Linked DNA regions of Homo sapiens: all the other regions are linked to region 3. Evidence: chromatin contacts called from ENCODE Hi-C or POLR2A ChIA-PET data. All regions are on one chromosome and are shown on one strand. The core of a region is the stretch at or near the end of the contact, and the rest is flanking DNA. Distances in the headings are between cores, read along the strand shown. Region 1 holds the start of ZNF485 (zinc finger protein 485). Region 2 holds the start of ZNF239 (zinc finger protein 239). Region 3 holds the start of LINC02916 (long intergenic non-protein coding RNA 2916).

Evidence for each region. Hi-C counts contacts between places; a loop is a spot of excess contacts on that map. ChIA-PET counts read pairs that join two places held with the same protein, here RNA polymerase II (POLR2A). Pooled maps may share reads with other maps.
Region 1: a pooled map shows a loop between it and region 3 (4-fold over the local background). The contact joins the promoter of ZNF485 here to the promoter of LINC02916 in region 3. A Hi-C loop is called at or near these places in 6 of 50 pooled maps. POLR2A ChIA-PET finds 5 or more read pairs at or near these places in 2 of 52 experiments (B cell and activated T-cell).
Region 2: a pooled map shows a loop between it and region 3 (6-fold over the local background). The contact joins the promoter of ZNF239 here to the promoter of LINC02916 in region 3. A Hi-C loop is called at or near these places in 7 of 50 pooled maps. POLR2A ChIA-PET finds 5 or more read pairs at or near these places in 4 of 52 experiments (Caco-2, T-cell, WTC11 and 1 more).

The regions. Positions count from the first base shown.
Region 1 is chr10:43,604,324-43,608,049 of GRCh38, forward strand. ZNF485 (zinc finger protein 485) reads left to right here and starts at 2,115. Exons shown (of 5, transcript NM_145312.4): 1 at 2,115-2,223; 2 at 2,674-2,751. The coding sequence starts at 2,728. It also overlaps the pseudogene CAP1P2. RefSeq lists an enhancer at 1,821-1,870 and a silencer at 2,151-2,430.
Region 2 is chr10:43,572,005-43,576,057 of GRCh38, forward strand. It overlaps ZNF239 (zinc finger protein 239), which reads right to left and starts at 2,612. Exons shown (of 4, transcript NM_001099282.2): 1 at 2,536-2,612; 2 at 1,633-1,673. RefSeq lists a silencer at 2,335-2,394.
Region 3 is chr10:43,419,135-43,422,858 of GRCh38, forward strand. It overlaps LINC02916 (long intergenic non-protein coding RNA 2916), which reads left to right and starts at 1,485. Exons shown (of 2, transcript NR_186397.1): 1 at 1,485-1,932; 2 at 2,536-3,724. RefSeq lists a silencer at 1,288-1,547 and enhancers at 1,544-2,280, 1,638-1,717.

The DNA.
Region 1 (3,726 bases), core at 865-3,364, 190 kb after region 3:
AAGGAATGCTTATAGGAAACAATTTTGCGTGGAATGCTAGATGGCCAAGCCTCAGCCTTTGGTCCAGTGCAATCCTTGCCTCACTTGTCAATAGTGAAAAATTAGTTTGGTTAGAAGAACCATCTGGAAACACACCAGCTTCTGCTACCTTCATGCTCATTGTCAGAAAAAGATTAACCAGTGTGAACGTTCTGATCTGTTAATTCCTGGGACTGTTTTCTTCCCAGTGGACTGTTTGTTGGTAGAATAACCCCCAAAGCTCAAAGCTAAAATGCATCATTAGTCCTCGTCGGCAGTTGAGCTGATTTGGAAAAGCTGCACCTTCCTGCAGAAGATCAACTGACCTGCTATCCCACTGCACATCTGAGGTATATTTCAGTGAAGGCAGGTAGCTGTGCTTTTCAGAGCAGAGAAGCAGTTTTAAGAGCAGAAAGGTAGAGGAAATCTAGAAAAGAACCGTCTTGATACAGATTTATCCCATGGTGTGAAGGGAGGGCAAAGAACCCAGTGGCACTTCGCTTATCCAGCAATTTCTGTCACTGTGGCGACAAACTTCTGCCCATTCCAGAGGGTCTTGAACTGCTCAGGAACTGGGAATTCATTAAAGTCACCGCCTTCTGTAGGAATGAGGACATTCATCTCAGAAGATTTGGCACTGGCTATTTCACAATCCAGGGAATTCTTGCTCAGGTAAGCATGGCAGCCATCTGTTTTGTTGATGGAAATGGTTGGCACTTTACTCATCACCTGAACTTTGACATCCCTACTGTTGATTATCTCCACAATGCCCACCATATCATCGAATACCAGACCAAGTTTCTTACAATTATCTACTGTAATGGAGTTAATTTTGCCCTTGATTTGCAACATCGTGTTGACACACTTGTATATGTAAGCCGCCTGTTTCAGCTCTGTGTCATCAATCACCAGATTGGAAACATTTTCCTGATTTTCCACTCTCCACTTCTTGCCCTCCAGTTCAAGTACAGCTGGCTCCTTCTTTGTGGCTGGTTTGGGGTTTAGGTGCAGAGAATGGCTTGGGGCCACTGCGTACTGGACCACTCTGAGCCTTCAGGGTAGGGTTCTTGTGAGTCTTCATGTCATCAGATACACGTTTCAGGGCATGTGTGATGCTCTCCCCCTGATTAATCTGCGCAAACAGTGCTGAGAGGGAAGCGGACTCATCTGAGCCTGAACTGACAGAGACTAGTGGAGGAGGGGGGCCTGGTGGTGGGGGAGGAGTAGCTGATCCAGCAGAGGGTCCAGATGGCAGTCCACTCAGTTCTTTTGTCACAGGCCCCGTTTTGCTCCAGGCAGTCCGGTGGTATGGAACTCCTTAATGTAAGCCTGCAGCTCTGTGCATATACTTAAATAAGCTTTGACTCAGTCTACATGCTTCTTATCCACATCTTTGTACTCTTTAAGGACTCAGTTTGTATAAAACACAGCAGCATGATTCATTTCTTTCACATAAGGGCCAGGATTGGGAGCCATAGCCACCCAGCCTAGGGCCTGGATACTTTCACTGACAGCTGACAGCTGATTAAACAACTTGCTGCCTCGGTTCTTCTCCCAAAAGGTTATCACTTCTTTGATCTGCTCTGAGATAGGTGCCAACAGATCGGAAAGCTTATTACCTGCCGGCTATTGACACTGAGAAGCTGTAACCAAGAGAGCTCACTCCAACTTCAAAACTGTGTGTACCATCTCCACATCTTTCTGCACGTCTTCCCCAATCTCTTTACTGATCTTCAAGTACTCTGCCACAGGGCAGGCAAGCAGCGAGTCAAATGCCTGCGCATATGGAGCTGCTCCTGCTTTTGAAGGACTATCTCCATATCCACGGTGCATGTCAGAGGTATGGGATACTGCCTCCAGGCGGCCCACTGCCCTGTCCAATTTTTTACCAGATTTTGCATGTCAGTCATAATGTATCACCTCCCGACTGCGATCAGCCGCTCTCCACTTCCCGCACCTTCACTTTTCAAAGATTCCCAGGTGATGCCAACCTGCTCTGCGGATGGAGCCCCTAAGACCCCAAGCGGCCCAGACTACGTTTCCCAGAGGCCTCCGCGGCCTCAGCCACTTCCGCTTCCGGTCCAGCCTGTCTCCGCGTGGTGCGAGCGCTGCACCAGCCCCTGGCTGGTGGTTACTGTCCGAACGGCGTGGTGTGGTCGCTGACTCTCTGGGCGTGCAGCTCCGCAGCCCTGCCGGCTCGGTTCGGTTCGTGAGCGGCCGGGGTCAGGCTGGGTCCCTGAAGCCTCGAGCCCCTGGCGGGTGCTCCCCGCCTTTCCCAGGGGCGGGTCGAGGGGCGAGCCGGGGTGGGAGGGGAAGGCGGCGGTGGGCAGTGCCCACCCGCAGTGGCTGCGCCGTGTGGAGCGACCGCTCGAGGCTGGTGCATCACAGAGCGCTCCAGCCTTGCGCCCCGGCCGACAGATTGGGCCACTGACAAGGCCGTCCCCCGGTGCTGCCAAAAGTGTTTGGCGTGGAGCTGGCTGCAGTCCAGGCCGGATCCCAGCAGCCGTTCCCTTTCCTTTCTTCCCGAGCGTACCCACCTGGACCTGTCTGCCCACCTGTGGAGGGAACGGGCGGGCGGGGACCTGGTCTAGAGGGCAGATTCTAGCTAGGCTAGGGCACGGAGGGACTTCCTCAATTTCCTCTCTTCTTTCCCAGATTGACTTACGCAGGATTCTCAGCCCTTGCCTGGGAGAACAGTTCAGGAGACAGATGGCCCCAAGAGCCCAGATCCAGGCAAGTTTGATTTTTCCATTTCTTGAGAAACCACGTGTTTCAGCGAGGTGGGGTTTATGCCTCTTGCCCGGACAATGCCCTGCCCTGTGTGTGGACAAAGCTACCCGAACCAATCCTGGATGGGTCCCGCGATTTCCGTCCTGTCTACCCATTACGTAGTCATTCACCAAGTAGATTATTGCTACCCATGTTTTCTAGAGTGCTAGAAACAGAAAAGTGCTTTGCAAACTGGCAGACGATGAAAAAAATACACGTTAGCATGTAAAGACGTAGGCCATAAAGACATAGGGTGATAGCAGTGCTCTCTTGACCTTTAGTGTGTGGTAGGGTGGGAGGGGTGGAGTAGTGGGCGCCTTAGTTCTTCCTGAAGAATAAATGAGATTTGCATAATTGCAGAGGATACTAGGGGAAAGCGCTGCCTGAATGAAGTCATTATGGCGGGACCATGAACAAACTGGTCTGAGAAAGTTGGAAACATTCATGGTCTAGAATCCCAGACTGGAGTTTGCTTTTATCCTGGAGAAAACTAGGTTTTGAAGGATTTTGAGAAGCTGATTAAATAATTGGTATTTTGAAAGGAAGTGATAAACATTTGAGTGTCTATTATACAAATAAAATTAAAAAAATTAAAGATCACCTACATTTCTACTGCTCTAAGTCAAGTAATTTCATTTGAAACACACTTTTCATTTTTTTAAGGCTTACTCATTTTTTCTTTTAGTATTTCATAGCCATTCCAATTTGTTCTAGTTTCATTACCACTTTTTGTGGCTTCCTTTTATACTGTGCCTTCAACCAGCCCTGGGACCTTGAGCAAGTTCTTCCAACTCTCTGAACCTTTGTGTCTTTAGCTACGAAATAGATTTTACTTTATATAGTTACGGCAGAAATTTAGAGAGATGATATGTATCTCAGGGTTTAGCACCGTGGCTGGTACATAGTAAGTTGTTACTCTTATGAAAAGCAATTTTTTTT
Region 2 (4,053 bases), core at 1,362-3,861, 150 kb after region 3:
AAAAAACCACAGTTCATAAGGGCGAAGTGACTTACCCAATGTCACAGAGGAAAAGCAGGGTTAACTAAGACTCCCGCCTTTCAGCAGACCTAAGGACAATGTGTGGTACATAGAAAACACACAATGCTTGGAATGAAGTCCTTCCTTTAAATTAAAAAAGTTGTTGTGTAACACACACCAGAATCTCAAAATTTACTAAACTGGCAATCCCCAGTTGCAGCGGCAGTGAATACTTAATCATTAGGGAGCAGGCAGAAGCGAAGGAAGGAAAATGTATTGATTCTACTAAGGTTAATCTCCCTTGAAGTCCTCAATTACTTTTCAGGGCACAGAGAAGCCATGCTCTCAGTACCTCAAGTCAGCTTACTGTCCTCTAAACAGATTTTTTCTAAGAGCTCATGTGTGTGAGGGCTGTATTTGCCAAGCAAAAAGATGGCCTTTGCTGGTAGTGTTAAAAAACATTTTTTTTCCCTTAAAACGCAGTCTGATATTTTATTCAAACAACTTCTGATGTGATGACCTGTTTAGTTAATGGAGAAAGAACAGCCTGAAGGAAGAAAACACGGGGTTTATTTCTGGCCTTCTGCTCTCTGAAACAAAGGACAAGGCACTTTCCTTCGGCTCTCTCAGAGTTAGCCGAGTTAGAGCTCTCCACCATAAAACGCCAGGACAGGGCAAAGAGGGGGCCGACCATCTCAAACACCATGGGATTCTAAGTGGGGGCTGACCATCTCAAATACCCTGGGAGTCTAAGGGTTAATTTTGAGGTAACCTCCTACAGATGGTTTTATGGGGACAACTGAAAACTCTCTTTAAAAAAGTACGACTTGGTAATTTAAAATTTACTGGAACAGTTAAATATGTAGACATGCTAGTGAAAGAGAACAAATCAACCTGAGTATAAAGGATGAATAACTCATTTTACCTACCCTAGAGACACTTATAGTGTATAGAGAGATATTTCACAATAAACCTTTGGATGTACAAAGATCAACAGAATAAAAAAGGAGTGAAACTCTCCTTTCACTAGGTCTGGAAGAGAGAAGGAAGCTTAGTTCTTAAAAAACACCACAGAGAGTTCTGATGCATAGCCTAGTTGAAAAGCATTTCTAGAGTGATTTTGTAACCACTGTGCTGCCATTTAACGAATTTCCTCGTTTTTGACTCATAGTTAATAAATTATCACTATTAATATGCATTTTTTTGTGTACAGGTAATATAATATGTTCATCAAGATGGTAAGCTCCTTGAAGAAAAGCACCGTGGTTTATCATTCTATCTGTTTTGCTGAGACCACTTAGCACTGGGATGAGTATGGAATAGCTTGGAATGACTTTCAATGTGAGTGAAATGTCTGGCAGGAAAAGGCAGGCTTTGAGAGGCTCCCCAGGAGGGCACAGCCCACTGCTCTGAGGAGTGGAATAAATTCTTGGAGGCAGGATGGGCCAGTGAAAACTCTCTGTGCAGACCCTGGTGACATCATCTGCTAGCTACATGTCCTTAGTATCTTAATGTCCCTACATCCATAGCTATAAAATACCGTACTGGGGGCCTGACAATAAAGAAAACAACACATGGCACAGGGACATTTCAGGGAGATGGCATTTTAGGAGAAATGGAACGCCAACTCACCCGGACCCTGGTCATTTCTTACTCCCAGAGGGGATGGATTCCTGGAAAGGCAGAGTTAGGGAAAGAGAAAAAGCCATGAAAATCAAGTCCAGCAAGACTGCGGGGAAAAAGTTACTCCGCTCCTGCCTCTGACGCTTCTTCAGTCACTTCCACCCACACTCCCTCCATCAGGTGAGAGGTGAAGCATTTTCTGTCACCACCTTCATCTCTCTCCACAGGGCTTTCGATTAAACAAGCCAAGTTTTCCCCCCAAAACCAAGAGGCTAGGTAAATTCCGCAGCCGCCGGCAGCTCGAAGCCGTGCCCATTTCCTCTGACTTTCCCGATCTCTGTCCTAAAGTTCTAGTTAAGAGGAGAAGCTTCTCGGGATGGATTTCGGTTGCCCAAGACGCCTTCCCCGACCTCATTCTCAGGAGCCTGGCTCGTTCCTGCGGTGCGGGGGCTCAGATGCAAGCTCTTTTCAGCGAAGGCAGTGCTGCGGACAGAAACCTCAGTCTCTTACAGGAGCCCCCGTCCGTCGCCTAACGTCCACCGAAAACCCCCCTGCAATAACGCCCGTCACAGGCGAGGAAAAGGCCGGCGTGGCCAACCACGAAGCCCCCAGCCGGCCCAGGCCAGAGCTCGGCCAGGAGGGAGGAGGGGCCATCGGAGGCGCGGCCGCTCAGCTGCAGGGCCCCACAGGCTTCGGTGTGGCCGCAGCCCGGCCCCGGGGGCGCAGCAGCTCGGAAATGCGGCGCCGGGACACACGTGCCGCCGCGGGCCGCGCCTCCGCTGGTCGCGTGCCCTACCATCGCCGCCCTCCCGGCTTCCGCAGCTCGGCGGCCCAGCGCCTTACCCGCGGCACACCCATTTCCTGACCCCTGAACGCCTCTGCCAGCGGCTGGGGAAGCCCGGCCAGTCTCACCTCCCACGTGGAACCCCACGCCTGCAGGGGCCAGATTCCGGATGCTGACCGCTCGCGCGCCTAGGGCCCCGAAATACAAGTCCCAGCAAGCCGCGGGCGAACCACGCCCACTTCCGGCGCGGGCCCCTGAACTCTGCGCTGTGCGGAGCGGGATTCTTGGGCGGAGGGGACCATCTTTGAGTCAGCGACGCGTGTATTCAAGTCCTCCTCCTCGTTTTTTATTACAAACAAATAAGAATTATTTTAGGAATACCTGTTAAGGTGATTTTCATTTGTTAAAATACTATTGGGGGAAAAGGATGTAAATACCCATAATTTCATCTTTACCTTTCAAAACATTCTGAAGTGAATATTTGCCATTCGGCATCTTCCATCTCACCTCTGAAGTTCATCCATTTAACAGATATTAATTGAGAGCCAACTGTGTACCAGGAGCTGTTCAAGATGCTTGCACAAAAGTCACTGCCCTATTCTAGTTGGGGAAACAAGCAATCCATAAATATAGTAAATATATGGCGTCGTGTGTGTCATGAGGTGGTACTGAAAGCATAGAGCTGGGCGGGGTGTGGCGAGGTGCGTTTGTGGGTGTGTAGGACTGGAGGTGTACTTTGCAATTTTAAATAGGGGATCTTGGAACAAACACAGGAGGTGAGGGAATTAGACAAGTGGCTCCCAGCAGTCAGAACTCTCCTAAACGCACACAAGGGTTGTTGATACCAGGATTTTACGTTTATTTCACTTCTCACCGAGTGACACAGAGCTACCCATTTGGTCTTTTCCCAATTCCTTTCTTTCAGATTTATTTTGGAGAGGAAAGAGATGTTGCCTGGACCTCTCTTCTACATCCTCCCCCTTCCTTGGTGTATTAGTTTCCAATTGCTGTCACAACAAATTAACACAAACTTAGTAGTATAACAAACATGTATTCTCTTAAACTTCTGGAGGTGCCAAGTCTGAAATCAAGTTTTACTGGGCTTTATAAAGTCAGTGTTGGTGGGGCTAGTTCCTCCTGGAGGTTCTAGATGAGAATATTTCTTTGCCTTTTCCAGTTCCCAGTGACTATTTGCATTCCTTGGCTTATGGCTCGCTCCTTTATCTTCAAAGTGCATGACTGCAACCTCTGCCTTCATCATCACATCACATGCTCAGGCACTGGCTCCTCGTGGGTCCTTCTAATAACGACTGTTGTGATTACATCAGGCCCAGCTGGCTAATCTGGGATAATCTCTTGACGTCAAGATCCTTAATTTAATCACATTTCAAAAAAAATCCCTCTTGCCATAGAAATTAACATCCACAGCTTCTGGGGGTTAGGACATGGACATATTTGGGGGACTATTATTTTCAGCCTGCGATGCTTGGAGAGGCCCACGTCCCCTTCGGTCTCCTCCTCAGAGATGCTGTCTTACCTTTTGCCTGGGGAACACAAAATGTCTCCCTTGGACCTTACTCCTCTCCTCATTCTTCATTGGAAAACCACAGAGCTTTTCCCTATTTAGATTTACCACCCTTGCCCTG
Region 3 (3,724 bases), core at 235-2,734:
AATGGTTCTTAATAATGTTGACTTTGAAGTTTTCTTCCCTCCAACAACAGAGAGTGGGGAAAAAAGATAGTTCATAAAGATCAGTTGATCTTTTTAAAATAATTTTTTTTAAGACAGAGTCTTGCTGTATTGCCCAGGCTGGAGTGCAGTGGCACGATCTCAGCTCACTGCAAGCTCCGCCTTCAGGGGTCACGCCATTCTCCTGCCTCAGCCTCCCGAGTGGCTGGGATTATAGGCGCCCACCACCACGCTCGGCTAATTTTTTGTATTTTTAGTAGAGACGGGGTTTCACCGTGTTGGCCAGGATGGTCTCGATCTCCTGACCTCGTGATCCGCCCACCTCAGCCTCCCAAAGTGCTGGGATTACAGGCGTGAGCCACTGCACCTGGCCTAAAATAATTTTTAATTGACAAATAATTGTACATATTCATGGGGTACATAGTGATGTTTTGATACATATAACGTATAGTGATCAGGATAATTAACATCCATCATCTCAAATATTTATCATTTCTTCCTGTTGGGAACATTCAATATTTTTCTCCTAGCTATTTGAAACTATTATGGTGAACCAAAGTCATCCTATGGCATAGAAAACCAGATAGCTGTACTTATGTATATCCTTTAGCAAATCTCTCCTTATCCTTCCTTTCCCCCTACCATTCCCCTTTTAAATTTTTTTTTTTTTACTTTTTGGAGACAGGGTCTCACTTTTTCGCCCGGGCTGGAGTGCAATGGCGCGCAGTCTGGTCTCACTACAACCTCTGCCTCCTGAGCTCAAGCGATCCTCTCATCTCTGCCTCCAGAGTAGCTGGGACCACAGGCTCTCGCCAGCACGCCCCGCTAATATTTGTATTTTTCTTTTTATAGAGACGCGTCTCGCTATGTTGCCCAGGCTGATCTTGAACTCCTGGGCTCAAGCAATCCGTCTGTCTCCGTTTTCCAAAGTGCTGGGATCACAGGAGTGTGCTACCGCGCCCAGCCTTGTTTTTTTAAATTATTTTTTGTTGAAGGGTCTTGCTGTATAGCCCAGGATGGAGTGCAGTGGTGCGATCCCGGCTCACTGCAGCCTCGACCTCCCGGGCTCAAGCGATCTCTCCGTCCTCAGCCTCCCAAGTAGCTGGGACCACAGGCGCGTGCCACCACCGTGCTCAGCTCCTTCCCAGTTTAACTGTGGTTAAAACTGGTGTGTGAAGGCAATGAGAGAGACCCGCGAAAAATGAGAAACAAGGGTTAGGGCTGACGTCTTTTGCGGACAAAGAAAAAGAAACCAAAGTTTCCTCAGAAAACTTAAGTTGCCTCACAGCCGCCTGGTATCAGGAAACACTGAGCCCGCCCAACGCGGGATCCTCCAGGGGCAGGCCGCCTGAGGCCCACCCGGAGCAGGCGGGGCGGCCGCAGGACCACGTGGCCCAGAGCGCCCTTCCAGCGCTGCCGGCGGCGGGGCGGGTGCCGGGCGCGCCTGCTGCGCGGGGCGGGACGCGGACTCCCAGGCTCTGCGGAGAGCGGCTGCCACTCGCCTCTGTTTTTTTCTTGAGACCTAGTCTGGCTCTGTGGCTCAGGCTGGAGTGCAGTGGCGTGATCACCGCTCACTGCAGCCTCAGCCTCCTCTCGCCTCAGCCGCTCGGTAGCTGGGACCACCAGCGGGCGCCACCACTCCCGGCTACATTTTTTTGTATTTTTAGTAGAGACGTGGGTCTCGCCATGTTGGCTAGGCTGCTGCCGAACTCCGGGGCTCAAGCGATCCGCCCGCCTGGGCCTCCCAAAGTGCTGAGACTGCAGGCATGAGCCACCGCGCCCGGCCGAGAGCCTCTTTTGGCTCCTCCTTTCGCCTTTCCGGGGCCAGGCGTGTGCAGCTCTGTGAAGGGTCCCCTCCCTCTGCGGGACGTCCTCGCTGCCGAGGTCAGAGGTGCGGAGAACATGAGACCCGAGGTGCGTTCCAGCATGTTCCTGCAGCCCTCCACTCCCGCGGTTGCGTAACTCAGATCCCTGAAACACATCGCACATACACGTGACTGGTGGTTTCTCTCTTTAACCCTGATAGATACAGGAGTCCACTAACAGAGATAAGGAATTGTACCATGTACTCCATGCTTCAATAACTGGGTGCTTAGAGACAAGCCTGAGTTCTTACTGCCATCCTAACACCCGCAGCAGAGGTTAACCTACTATCGGACAAGTGGTCAACTTTTCTGCCTTCGGGAAGACTTGGGGCTGGGCTGAGAGAGATAATCTAGAACTTTTATAGTGATCCCGTGTACATTTCCCTAGAATGATGGATTAGGGTATAGTGATTAAATATATAATGTATACTTTAATATACATTAAAAAGTTCTGGAAGGATGTACTTCAAAATGTTATCAGTGGTTTCTTCCATTTTTCCCGTTTGGAATATTGGAACAACCGACTATGTTATTTTAGCCCTTTCTCCTTCCTTCATTGCTTCTCCAAATTCAGGGGCCTCATTGGAGCAAACTTGTTTGCAGGTCATCTGGGCACCCTCTTGAAATAAATCGTCTCTCTTTGCTCTTACAGGTCTCAACTGCTTCTTACCAATATTAATTCCAGTGACTACTATCAGAATATGATGAGCAATCCACTCATCAGAGAAGCTGTTTCTACACTCTCCTGAATGACCATTTTATAGATGCTGGGAAAAAATTGTATTAAAGACTATGAGTTAGCTGGGCTTGGTGGCTCACGCCTGTAATCCCAGCACTTTGTGAAGCCAAGGCGGGAGCATCGATTGAGCCTAGCAGTTCAAGACCAACCTTGGCGGCATAAGCGAGACCCTGTCTCTACAAAAATTTTAAAATTAGCCAGGTGTGGTGGTGTGCACCTATAATCTTAGCTACTTGGGAAGCTGAGGTGGGAGGATTACTCAGCCTAGGAGGTTGAGGTTACAGTGAGCTGGGATCACACCACTGCCCTTCAGCCTGGGTGACAGAGCAGGACCCCGTCTCTTAAAAAAAAAAAAAAAAGTGGTGGACTTTGTTATCCTTATGCATATGACTCATCAATATATCTGTATTTCCATATAGAAAGAACACTTAGACCGGGCACAGTGACTCACGCCTGTAATCCCAGCACTTTGGGAGGCCAAGGCTGGCGGATCACTTGAGGCCAGGAGTTCCAGACCAGCCTGGCTAACATGGCAAAACCCTGTCTCTACTAAAAAATACAAAAATTAGCCTGGTATGGTGGCACACGCCTGTAATCCCTGCTACTCCGGAGGCTGAGGAATGAGAATAGTTTGAACCTGGGAGGTGGAGGTGGCAGTGAATCAAGATTGCTTCACTGCACTCCAGCCTGGGCGACAGAGTGAGACTCCATTTCAAGAAATAGATAACTAAATAAATAAAATAAAAGAGAACACTTAGAAAGGAACATGCTATAGCAAACTAAAATTATAGATGTCAAAAATTTAATCTGGATTACCCAGCATCTCCTATAAGAAACAAAGGGGCCCTCTCCCTCTCCCTCTCCCTCTCCCTCTCCCTCTCCCTCCCCCTCCCTCTCCCTCTCCCTCTCCCTCTCCCTCTGATGCCGAGCCAAGGCTGGACGGTACTGCTGCCATCTCGGCTCACTGCAACCTCCCTGCCTGATTCTCCTGCCTCAGCCTGCCGAGTGCCTGCGATTGCAGGCGCGCACCGCCACGCCTGACTGGTTTTCGTTTTTTTTTGGTGGAGACGGGGTTTCGCTGTGTTGGCCGGGCTGGTCTCCA